2 separate regions of the Homo sapiens genome follow, and region 1 is linked to region 2. The links are chromatin loops, found by intact Hi-C in ENCODE. Cell type or tissue: HCT116. All regions are shown on one strand.

What was found. Peaks named below come from ENCODE experiments on the same cell type or tissue, not always from the same donor. Only the 100,000 strongest peaks of a DNase experiment are listed, where the experiment ranks them.
Region 1: a loop joins it to region 2, with 2.8 times the contacts of the local background. A loop is called at or near these places in 2 of 110 quality-filtered maps.

What each region holds. Positions count from the first base shown.
Region 1 is chr9:101,725,509-101,730,508 of GRCh38, forward strand. The region is part of intron 1 of GRIN3A (glutamate ionotropic receptor NMDA type subunit 3A); the gene reads right to left. Among named protein-coding and RNA genes, the nearest start is that of GRIN3A, 11 kb to the right of the region's middle. In HCT116, CTCF peaks have their summits at 2,253 and 2,835; DNase peaks (open chromatin) are centred at 2,347 and 2,811.
Region 2 is chr9:101,447,039-101,452,038 of GRCh38, forward strand. All of the region lies in intron 2 of LOC105376184 (a long non-coding RNA gene), which reads left to right. Among named protein-coding and RNA genes, the nearest start is that of ALDOB, 14 kb to the left of the region's middle. RefSeq lists silencers at 2,078-2,267, 2,478-2,567. In HCT116, CTCF peaks have their summits at 2,255 and 2,455; a DNase peak (open chromatin) is centred at 2,463; H3K4me3 peaks cover 1,290 bases; H3K27ac peaks cover 384 bases.

The DNA.
Region 1 (5,000 bases), 280 kb after region 2:
GACATCTTTAAGTATTTTTAGCTTAAGGTGAGAATTGGAGATATAACCACAATTTCAAGTTAGAAATTCCTGGCCTTGCCACACACAAAGAGATAAATTCAGTAGTTGACACTATGGAAAAGGCCTGTATGAAAGGGTGTACTAGATCTGGTTATTGGTTCACTATTGATACCTCCTTTGAAACAGTGCCCACTAAAAATTGTGTTATGGATAGTACTAAGAATAGTCCCCTTATTCAACAATTATTTATTACTGTGCTCATTCCTATCTCAGGGTCTTTTTATTTTATGTTGGCCTGGCTTGCAATGCTCCTTCCTTGGAAGATTTTATGGGTCACTCCTTACTTCATTCTCTGCTCAAATGCCATGGTCAGACAGACCTTACTTTACCATCTGTAGTCAGTCTCTAATCTTATATTCTGCTGTATTTTTCTCCATTGCACTTGTCTCTGTCTAATAATAATATATTACGTATTTATTTGTTTGCATGTCTTATTTTCTATCTTCCCTGCTAGAATGGGAGTTCTTTGAGAGCCTGGGCTTTGCTATTTTATTTACTGCTGTATTTTCAGTCAGTCTCATATTGAGCATGCAACCTAAGAATCTGGGCCTTTCTGATTGGATTAAGGGAGGACATATAATTTGGGGTGAGGGGAAACCAATGTGGGTTAAACCAATCAGATATCTGGATAATTTGAACTAAGAGATATAAGAAATGTAGTCAGATAAATTGATTAGAGTTGTAAAGTCATATAGAGTCAGGCTAAGTCCTATCATAAGAACCACATCCATGGAGAAGCTATGGCAAGGCAGAAGAATCAGCTGGTATCCCGAGAGGAGTTTGTAGCAGATGTGAAGTGAGAAACTGAGAGAAGAGCCATTGGGCCCCAGAGCAAGGGAAAAAGAGAGGTGCTACCCAAACACCTTCTGGTGGTACAGCTCAGCTATACTTCATGCATTTCTATTTCATGTCATTTTCCTGTAAGATTTCAGCACAAATTCCCTGCTTTTGAGCTTCATGGTGGGAGTTTCTCTTCCTTTGCAACAGAACATCCTTTGACATAACAATCCAATAGAACTTCCTATGGAAATGAAAATGTTCTATATCTATGTTGTCCAATATAGAAGTCACTACCCATATGTTCCCATTTAAAAATTTTTATTTAAAATTAAAAAAATATTTTATTTAAAAATTTTTAAAATTTATGTTTTTAAAATTTATTTATTTTAAATTTAAATTTAAATTTTTAAAAAGTTTTTTATTTTTGTGGGTACATAGTAGGCATATATATTTATGGGGTACATAAGATGTTTTAAACACTTGAAATGTGATTCATGTGCTTGAGAAACTGACTCAAATTTTATGTAATCTTAATTTAAATTCAAGTATCCATATTTGGGTAGAGGCTATAATATTAGACAGCACAGTACAATGGTGATTATTATAAGGGATCAAGGACAAGAAGCATAATCAGTAAAAGACAATGAAAGGACAGGGGAAAAAAACAAGGAAAACAATGACGGTGTCACAAAACTCAAGTAGAGGGTGTTCTGCAGCACAAGTAACTACAAAAATGCTAAGATGAGTGTAGTAAAATCCCTTCGGTAACAGTGTTTTTTCTTTTTTAATGGAAGCAAATCTGATTTTAAACAGCAAGGGCTAGGTAAACAAACCAAGAAATAACCCATTCAAAGGCAAACTATCTAGCCATTACAAATAATGGAGAAAAATATTTGCGATATGAGAAGCGGTTTATAATGTATGAATATGTTAGGGAAATCCATAAAGTAGGATGGCCCCAATTTTATAACACACATATATGAGTAGATCTTTTGGTTGTGTATTTATAGGTGATTTGGATTCTTTGGCATTTTATTAAATCTTAGAATTATCCACAAAGAGCATAGATTTTTTTATAATCAGAAATAAAGGAATAAATGATGTGCTTAGCACAATAAAATGGCTGCATCTCTTTATCTTTCCTTATGAATGAAAGTGACAGCAAATACAGCTACTAAGAATTAATGACTCTACATTTCTAAAGTTAGTAAGACTTTATCTCATTTTTCTCCCAACCCCACTGGACACATTTTGAGATATCTTACTTTATAGTTGTTAACTGCAATTATAGATAGGCTGGCAGTACAGCAGAAGTTGATGAAACTTCTTAGTAGAAGGCAGAAGAAGATCTTTTTGGTGAATTAATCTACATTTTCCACAGTCAAAAGACCAGGAATGAAGTAATAGCTGCTTGGAATCCTTTCTTGTCTTGTGAGACTGGATTCCTAGGATGCTTCAGCCTAAAGCTGTATTTTGGAGACCACTAGATGGCTCTCTGTGTCTGTGGCCAGGTGAAGGCACACTAGATAAATTCGGATCTAGATTTATCATTCATGTTCAGGTCACATTGAAGCATTTCTTTATGTGTATAACACAATGTGTGAAAAGACTCAAATTAACTCCTCCTGTATCAGCAACACAATAACATCTCTCTGTGTGTGGATCTGTGTATATATTTGCTCCCATTATTACATTTACAATATATAGAAGCAAATTATTTGTTTAAAGGAATCTCTGTTTAAGAATGTCTGGTTGGGACTGAAAAAATAGCACTCCACAACTAAGCCAGATTGTGATTCTGTTAGACAAAGACATGCTGAATGTTGAACTTTACGAAAACAAAAACTTTTCTTTTTAATCTGGGGAGTATTAACACAACTTCTGTTTGGCTTCTGGTTGAGGCCTTCTGTCCAAAAACACCCATAGATTGCATGCAGGTTGTACTGCCATCAAAGTGCTTGCTACTGCCCCAAATGTTCAGTAAGTTCAGCTAATGACCACCCCTGGCGGTGAGGAGAGGAGTGACAACCCATTTCTAAGTTATTCCTAAGAATGTTTTTGAAAGGTACAAGTTGAGCTATTGTTTGGAACCGTAGAGACTCAGCCACTTGCAGTGTGATGAAAATATAGACTGCAAACACAAAGGAAAATCTCACCTTTTAAATAGAAATAGCATAATGCTCAAGTTTCAAAAGCCATGTCAAATCTGCATTTTCAGAAAAATTTTTAAAAATTACTTTTTTCTTTATTTCTCCTGTTCTTTGATGCCAGTGCCCAGTTAGAGTGATAACAGGGTTTTTCTTAATTGTACTCCACTGTTACTAAAATTTCAACCATTATCCTTGAAAGAATAAAAAGCATTAAATGCGACTCAGGGTTAATCTGTGTAAATGCACAGGTAGTAGTGCATGGGCACTGCTTTTATAATCAGAAAAGCAATATGCATCTAGAAAGTCCCATGAAGTTGTGTGCATCAATTTTGATATAGTCCGCATCCAGTAAAATATGGAGATTTTGCTTCATGAGGTGTCCCATTTCTGAAAGCCCTGGCCTATAGCAGTGCTACTTTCCCTTAATCTTTGGGTTAATGTAAGCCATATTGTTACTGTGATACAGATGAAGCCCGTATGAAAAAGGGGAGACTGCTGAACCTTGAATCCACGTCCAGGTAGACTCTGCCCTTTCTAACAAGAATCCCCAAATACCAACTGGGTTGTACTTAGCAGTGAGTGGAATCACCAAGCTTAACCTTTCTCGACATTTTTCTCCAGATGCAAAGTGTATAAGCTGAAATGGAACCTGCCTTCCAAGGATAAGGTGGGCCAGATCCCTTTCTATCTTTTTGTCACCTCCTCCCTGCATAAGTCTGTGTGGGCAATTGTATTCATTTCTTGTTGTTGCTGTAACAAACTACCAAGAACTTAGTGATTTAAAACAACACACACTTATTCTCTTATTACTTGTGACTAGAGGTCATAGTCTGAAATATGTTTTGCTGGGCTAAAGTCAAGGGTGGCATTCTTTCTGGAGCCTCTGAGGGGAAAACCCATTTTCTTGCCTTTGAGTTTCTAGTGACTGCCTGTATTTGTTGACTTATGGCCTCTTCTCCATCTTCAATGTGTGTCACTCCAGTCTCCGCTTCCTTTATCACATTGTCACATCGCCTTGTCCTCTGACCTTGACTTCTTCTGCCTCCTTCTTATAAGAATCCTTGTGATGACATTGAGTACACCTGGATAATCCAAGATACCCTTTCTATCTCAAGATGCTTAACATAACCACATCTTCAAAGTCCTTTTGGCCATAAAAAATAACATATTCACAAGTTTTGAGGATTCAGATTTGGAACTCTTCCAGGTACTCAGCCCTACCACACCAAAATAAGCTCACTCCTGTTTCATAAGCTCATATCTGTTGTCCTCCATCTCTTCTGCCACTTCTTTCTTTTGTTTGCTTAGATGGAAGATCAAGATTTAGAATTAAGAAATGCCACACAAACCTGAAGCCCAAGTCGTATGTCCCAACTCAATTTTTTCTAAAGACCTATGCAGCAGGGCACTGGGCATTAATGCATTTATTAATAAAATGAAACTGTCATTTCTGTTCTATTGTTCCCTGAGTTTAGTTCCTCAGAGCCTCCTATGAGAAGTTATAGCAATAGTTAGGAAAGACTTATGAGTTCCTCACTAAGACCACCTAATAGACCAAAACATGCTTCTTCTTAACCTTGATGTAACTGCTGCAAAACTCCAACCACCCTGAACCCATATAAAGGAGCAACTAGGTAAAACTGGACTTCAAAGTTCACTTCTTTGCTGACCTACTTTGCACACACTTAAATTGCGGGTACACTTCAGTGAACCAGAACTCTAAGTGGGACTTCAAAACAGCAGATTTCTTCATTTTTCTCAGGGTTATTTTGCTGGAGCTGGAAGTCCTAAGCCTGAATATTATAGACACATTGCGAATGCATAATAAGGTAGAATATTTGAGTTCTTTTTCTGATTAGTTTTTATGAATCTTGCCACGTCAACACTTTATGCTAAAAGAACAATTATCAACATCATAAGAACACACTGCTCTAGGTACATATGGTGCAGTCCTCACCATAAACTTATAAGATAATCACATTTTATGACTTAATAAATTGAAACATGGAG
Region 2 (5,000 bases):
GGAGGTCCCACACTCTTAAATAACCAGATCTTGAGTGAACTAGCTGAATGAGAACTCACTAATCACCAAGGAAGTGGTGCTAAGCTATTCATGAGGGATCTACCCCCATGATTTAACACTTCCCACCTAGCCCCACCTTCAGCATCGCAGATCACATTTCAACATGAAATCTGGAGGGGTCACACATCCAAATCATATCAGGCCTAAAATTCATTTTGGATGTTATCACCAAATGAGTTTTACACACAGTTATTGCTTCATGCATGGATTCAAAGCATTACTTTACTAAACGTATAAATCCAATTTATACCACAAGTTTTGGTAACTCTGGTTTTGCCATTTCTTCACTTTTATTATATTTACTGGAAACTTAAAAGTATGGAAGTAGCCTGTGTGTCCCTTGGCCTTTGAAAGGCCCTGTCTTTCACTTATCTTGATTGTTTATATACATATGTATCTTATATATGAATCACACACACACTTACATATATATATATATATATATGCACACAAATATCTTTATTCCACAGCAAAGGAAAATAAACTTGGCCTTAAGTTCCCTAATGATTTAGCAAACAATCACTGCAAAGAAATATTAGGGGAGGATTGCTTGAAGAAGATGCAGTCCATCTAGTTTGAATGATCTCAGAGGTATCAAGAATGAGAACCTTATATGCTTGTGCCTACACCTTTCCTACTGGAATCATTTTGGAGGAATAGCACTTGTGTGCTTTTGGTATGAAATATTAGGGGAGGATTGCTTGAAGAAGATGCAGTCCATCTAGTTTGAATGATCTCAGAGGTATCAAGAATGAGAACCTTATATGCTTGTGCCTACACCTTTCCTACTGGAATCATTTTGGAGGAATAGCACTTGCGTGCTTTTGGTATGACACCATCTGATTTGTCTGAAGGTCATGATCAGAAAAAAGTCTGTTCAACTTACCCTTGGGCTGTTGTCCAGTAATCTCTTCATAGGCTATGCTCTTTATGAAGTGCTCAGAGATCCCCGTCTGATTAGAAAATTAAGAATAGTTGTGCTATTCTTAACACTGTTTTATTGATTGCAGCTTTATGATGCATTTAGACATCTGAAAGAATATACTCCTCATAATCTCCTTCCAATATTTCTTGCTCTTATTACCTCTTAATTTTTTAAACACAGTTTAGAATGATTTCATGAAGTTCCCAATTAGATATTTTGATTGAAATTATACTAAACTTATAAACAAATTAGGAAATAATTGATATGTTAGTGAAACTTGCCATCAAGAAAAATAATATGCTTCTGTATTCACATCTTAATTTTTATAATTCACTAAATGTTTGTAGTTCTTTTGACAACTGGCCCTGTGCACTTCTTAAGTTTGTTTTAAGAAGATTTCTGTTATGTTAAATTGGACATTTTCTTATTATATTTTTAATCTATTAATGCTGTTGGAAAATCTATTTTTTTATTATAGGAAAGCTTGAGCCTAGAAGTTTGAGACCAGCCTGGGCAACATGATGAAACCCTGTCTCTACTAAAAATGCAAAAATTAGCCAGGCGTGGTGGCACATGCCTGTAGCCCCAGCTACTTGGAGGCTGAGGCAGGAGAATCGCTTGAGCCCGGGAGGTGTGGCTGCAGTGAGCCGAGCTCACGCCATTGCACTCCAGTCTAGGCAACGGAGTGAGACTCTGTCTCAAAACAAACAAACAAACAAACAGGGAAGAACAAAAAAAGAAAGAAAAAAGATACAAAGGAAGGAAGGAGAGAGCGAGGGAGAGAAAGAAAGGGCAAGCAAACAAGAAAGAAGAAAGAAAGAAAGAAAGAAAAAGAAAGAGAGAGAAAGAAAAAGAAAGAAAGGAAGAAAGAGAGAGAAAGAAGAAAGAAAGTTGAAAGAAAGGAAGAAAGACGGGAAGGAAGGAAAGAAAGAAAGAAAAAGAAAGAAAGAAAGAAGGAAGGAAGGAAGAAAGAAAGAGGAAAGCAAGAAAGAAAGAAAAGAAAAGAAAAGAAAGAAAAGAAAAGAAAAGAAAAGAAAAGAAAAGAAAGAAAAGAAAAGAAAAGAGAAGAAAAGAAAAGAAAAGAAAAGAAGGCAGGTGGGCGGGCGGGCAGGCAGGCGACTGACAATTTTAAAACATTAATAACAGCTGAACCGCTGTGGCGGCAGCTGCTCTGGCCGGTGCGAGGCAGCGGCGCCCGGCGCCTGCAGGAGGTGCTGGCGGCCCAGGTTGGAGGCGGGGACACAGTCAGAGCCGGGTGGGGCATGGAGGGCCGAGGTGGGCTATCTGTTTAGGCCGGGACGGGGGTGCAGGGCTAGGGCGGGGACCCTGTCCCGACCGGGTCACTCTCGTGGGAAGAGGGCGGGCGCTGTGTCCGGCAGTCAGAACAAGCGGCTGCGAAGGAGAAACGAAGCGCACAGAACCGTGAGCTCCACAGGGAACGGACTGATCCTTTGCTAGTCCCCGATGCCCGCACTAAACCTGTCACAAGGCGGCGCACGGGTACCTGGTGGCCGAAGAGGCAGCGGTGTCCAGTGAGTTGGATTCTGGAGGCGGTGGGAGCCAACACTTGCTGCGCATCAGTGAGCAGAGCCACAGTCAAATCCATGTGACCTTCCAAGAGCAAGCACAATTGTCCTGTGCAAATCCCAGACGGATGTTCCAGAAAAGAGAAATAGCAACATAAAAACCATGTCTCCAGGCAGCTTACTAAAAAGTATAGTTCATAAGTAACCATAATTCTGGGCAACAGCACAGTCTGCTGAACTAACCTTACAAGTACAATAAAATGTGTCACCTTAGCGTATTAAAGCAACATATTATCAGGCAAAGAACAGGTGCTCAGACATATATAAATATCTCCAACAACAAACGGAAAATGCATCTTTATAAAAATCATTTCCAACATCATCAAACAGCATAAAATATTTATAAACAAACCTAGCAAATAGGTAAGATCTCTATGGAGAAAATTAGAAAATCATTTTAATTTTAAAACTTAAATATAATTAAAAATGTAGTACCATAGTCACTCTGATCTCATTTCAAGTGCTTACTAGCCATGTGTTGCTAGTGGCAAGAGTGTTGCACAGTGCAGTATTAGACCTCTAAGGTTATAGAAAACTAAGGAAGTTTTTTAGTTTGTTGCGGAGAAGTATGATATGGTTATCAATAAAACTTCCAAGCCTAAAAATATATTACATTTACATAAAGTTCTGTGAGGGATATGGAACCGAATAATGTAAATGTTCTGAACTTTAACATGTAATTTTCTTTAATGGGTATTTAATCATTATCTTGTTTAAGATTCCATGATTTGTACTTAAAAGGGTCACCAATGTTAAAACATACTGGATATGACATCCTTTGGAATTATTTACATTTATAATAGAACATAGATACTCATTTACAATGCGAAAGTGTATATGGTCTCTCAAAATTATTTTTGAGAAGAATGCAGGTTTTTTTGTTTTTGTTTTGTTTTGGTTTTTTTTTTTTTTAGAGATGGGGGCTTGCTATGTTGCTCAGGTTGGAGTACAGTGGCTGTTCACAAACACAGTCATTGTGCACTACAGCCCCAAACTCCTGTGAGTGACCCTCTTGCATCAGGCTCTGGAGTAGCTAGGACTACAGGCTCAGGCCACCACTCCCAGCTTGAAGACTGCCGTCTTAAGGGTACTTAATAATTTTTTTTCAGTGGCTATATATATTTTAAATGTTTTATCTGTCAAAAAGAAAAAAAAAGAACAGATGTTGAGTATTATCAAAGTCTTTGGGGCCATTACAAATAATTTTTTTGTTTTTCACTGCTAATATGAAGATTTTGATATCATTAATTACTTTATATCATTTGTATCCTTGGAATATTACTTGATTATAAACCAAGGTCCCATGGAATTCAGTCCTGCCATGAACACATGCAAAGTCATGTAATCAAAGTAATGAAAAAATAATTTAAAAGCATATTTGTGTTTCTCAAGGGACGTTAACAAAGATCAGATTCATAAACAGAGTAACACTTCTTTATACCCACTTTTCTTTGATTTTTCACTCCATAAATACTCCAGAGTCTCTCACTATCTCACGCCCTCCCTTTCGTCTCTTCCAAAGGTCACCCAGATAAGTCTTTAGAACAGATTATTTTCGGTACTCCTTCCCTGTGCCACATCACATCTCTTTTCCACAGGAAATTGAAGCCAACACTAGTATTTCTGCTCACAAGCTGCACCAGGGCTCCTGAAAACAGCTGGAGGACATGGAAACTCTATGCCTCCATTTGTCTGTAATTCTTTACAGAGAGAACTTAAGACCCTCTAAGAAATGTAGTTGTTGTCTCACTCTGGCTGCTTTTCTCAAAAAATCCTCTTGGAAAATTCCTTAAGAATAAAACCATCTATCTTTTTGCTGGACTGAAATTTCCTTGGCCAAGCTGTATTATCATCTCTATATATCATATACATGAGATGATATATATATGTACATAGATATACACACACACACACACACAGATATGTTTTGGCTGTGTCCCCCCCCAAATCTCCTCTTGAATTCCCACAAGTGGGAAGGACCTGATGGGAGATAATTGAATCATGGGGGCAGGTCTTTCCCATGCTGCTCTCATAGTGCAAATAAGTCTCATGATATCTGATGGTTATCTAAGGGGCAGTTTTCCTGCACAAGCTCTCTGTTTGCCTTCTGCCATCCATGTAAGATGTGACTTGCTCCTCCTTGCCTTCTGCCATGATTGTGAGGCGTCTCCAGCCACGTGGAACTGTAAGTCCATTAAACCGCTTTCTTGTATAAATTACCCAGTCTCGGGTATGTCTTTATCAGCAGTGTGAAAATGAACTAATACAGTAAATTGATACCAGTAGAGTGGGGCGCTGCTGAAAACATACCTGAAAATGTGGAAATGACTTTGGAACTGGGTAACAGGCAGAGATTGGAACACTTTGGAGGGCGCAGAAAAGACAAGAAAATGTGGGAAAGTGTGGAACTCCCTAGAGACTTGTCGAAT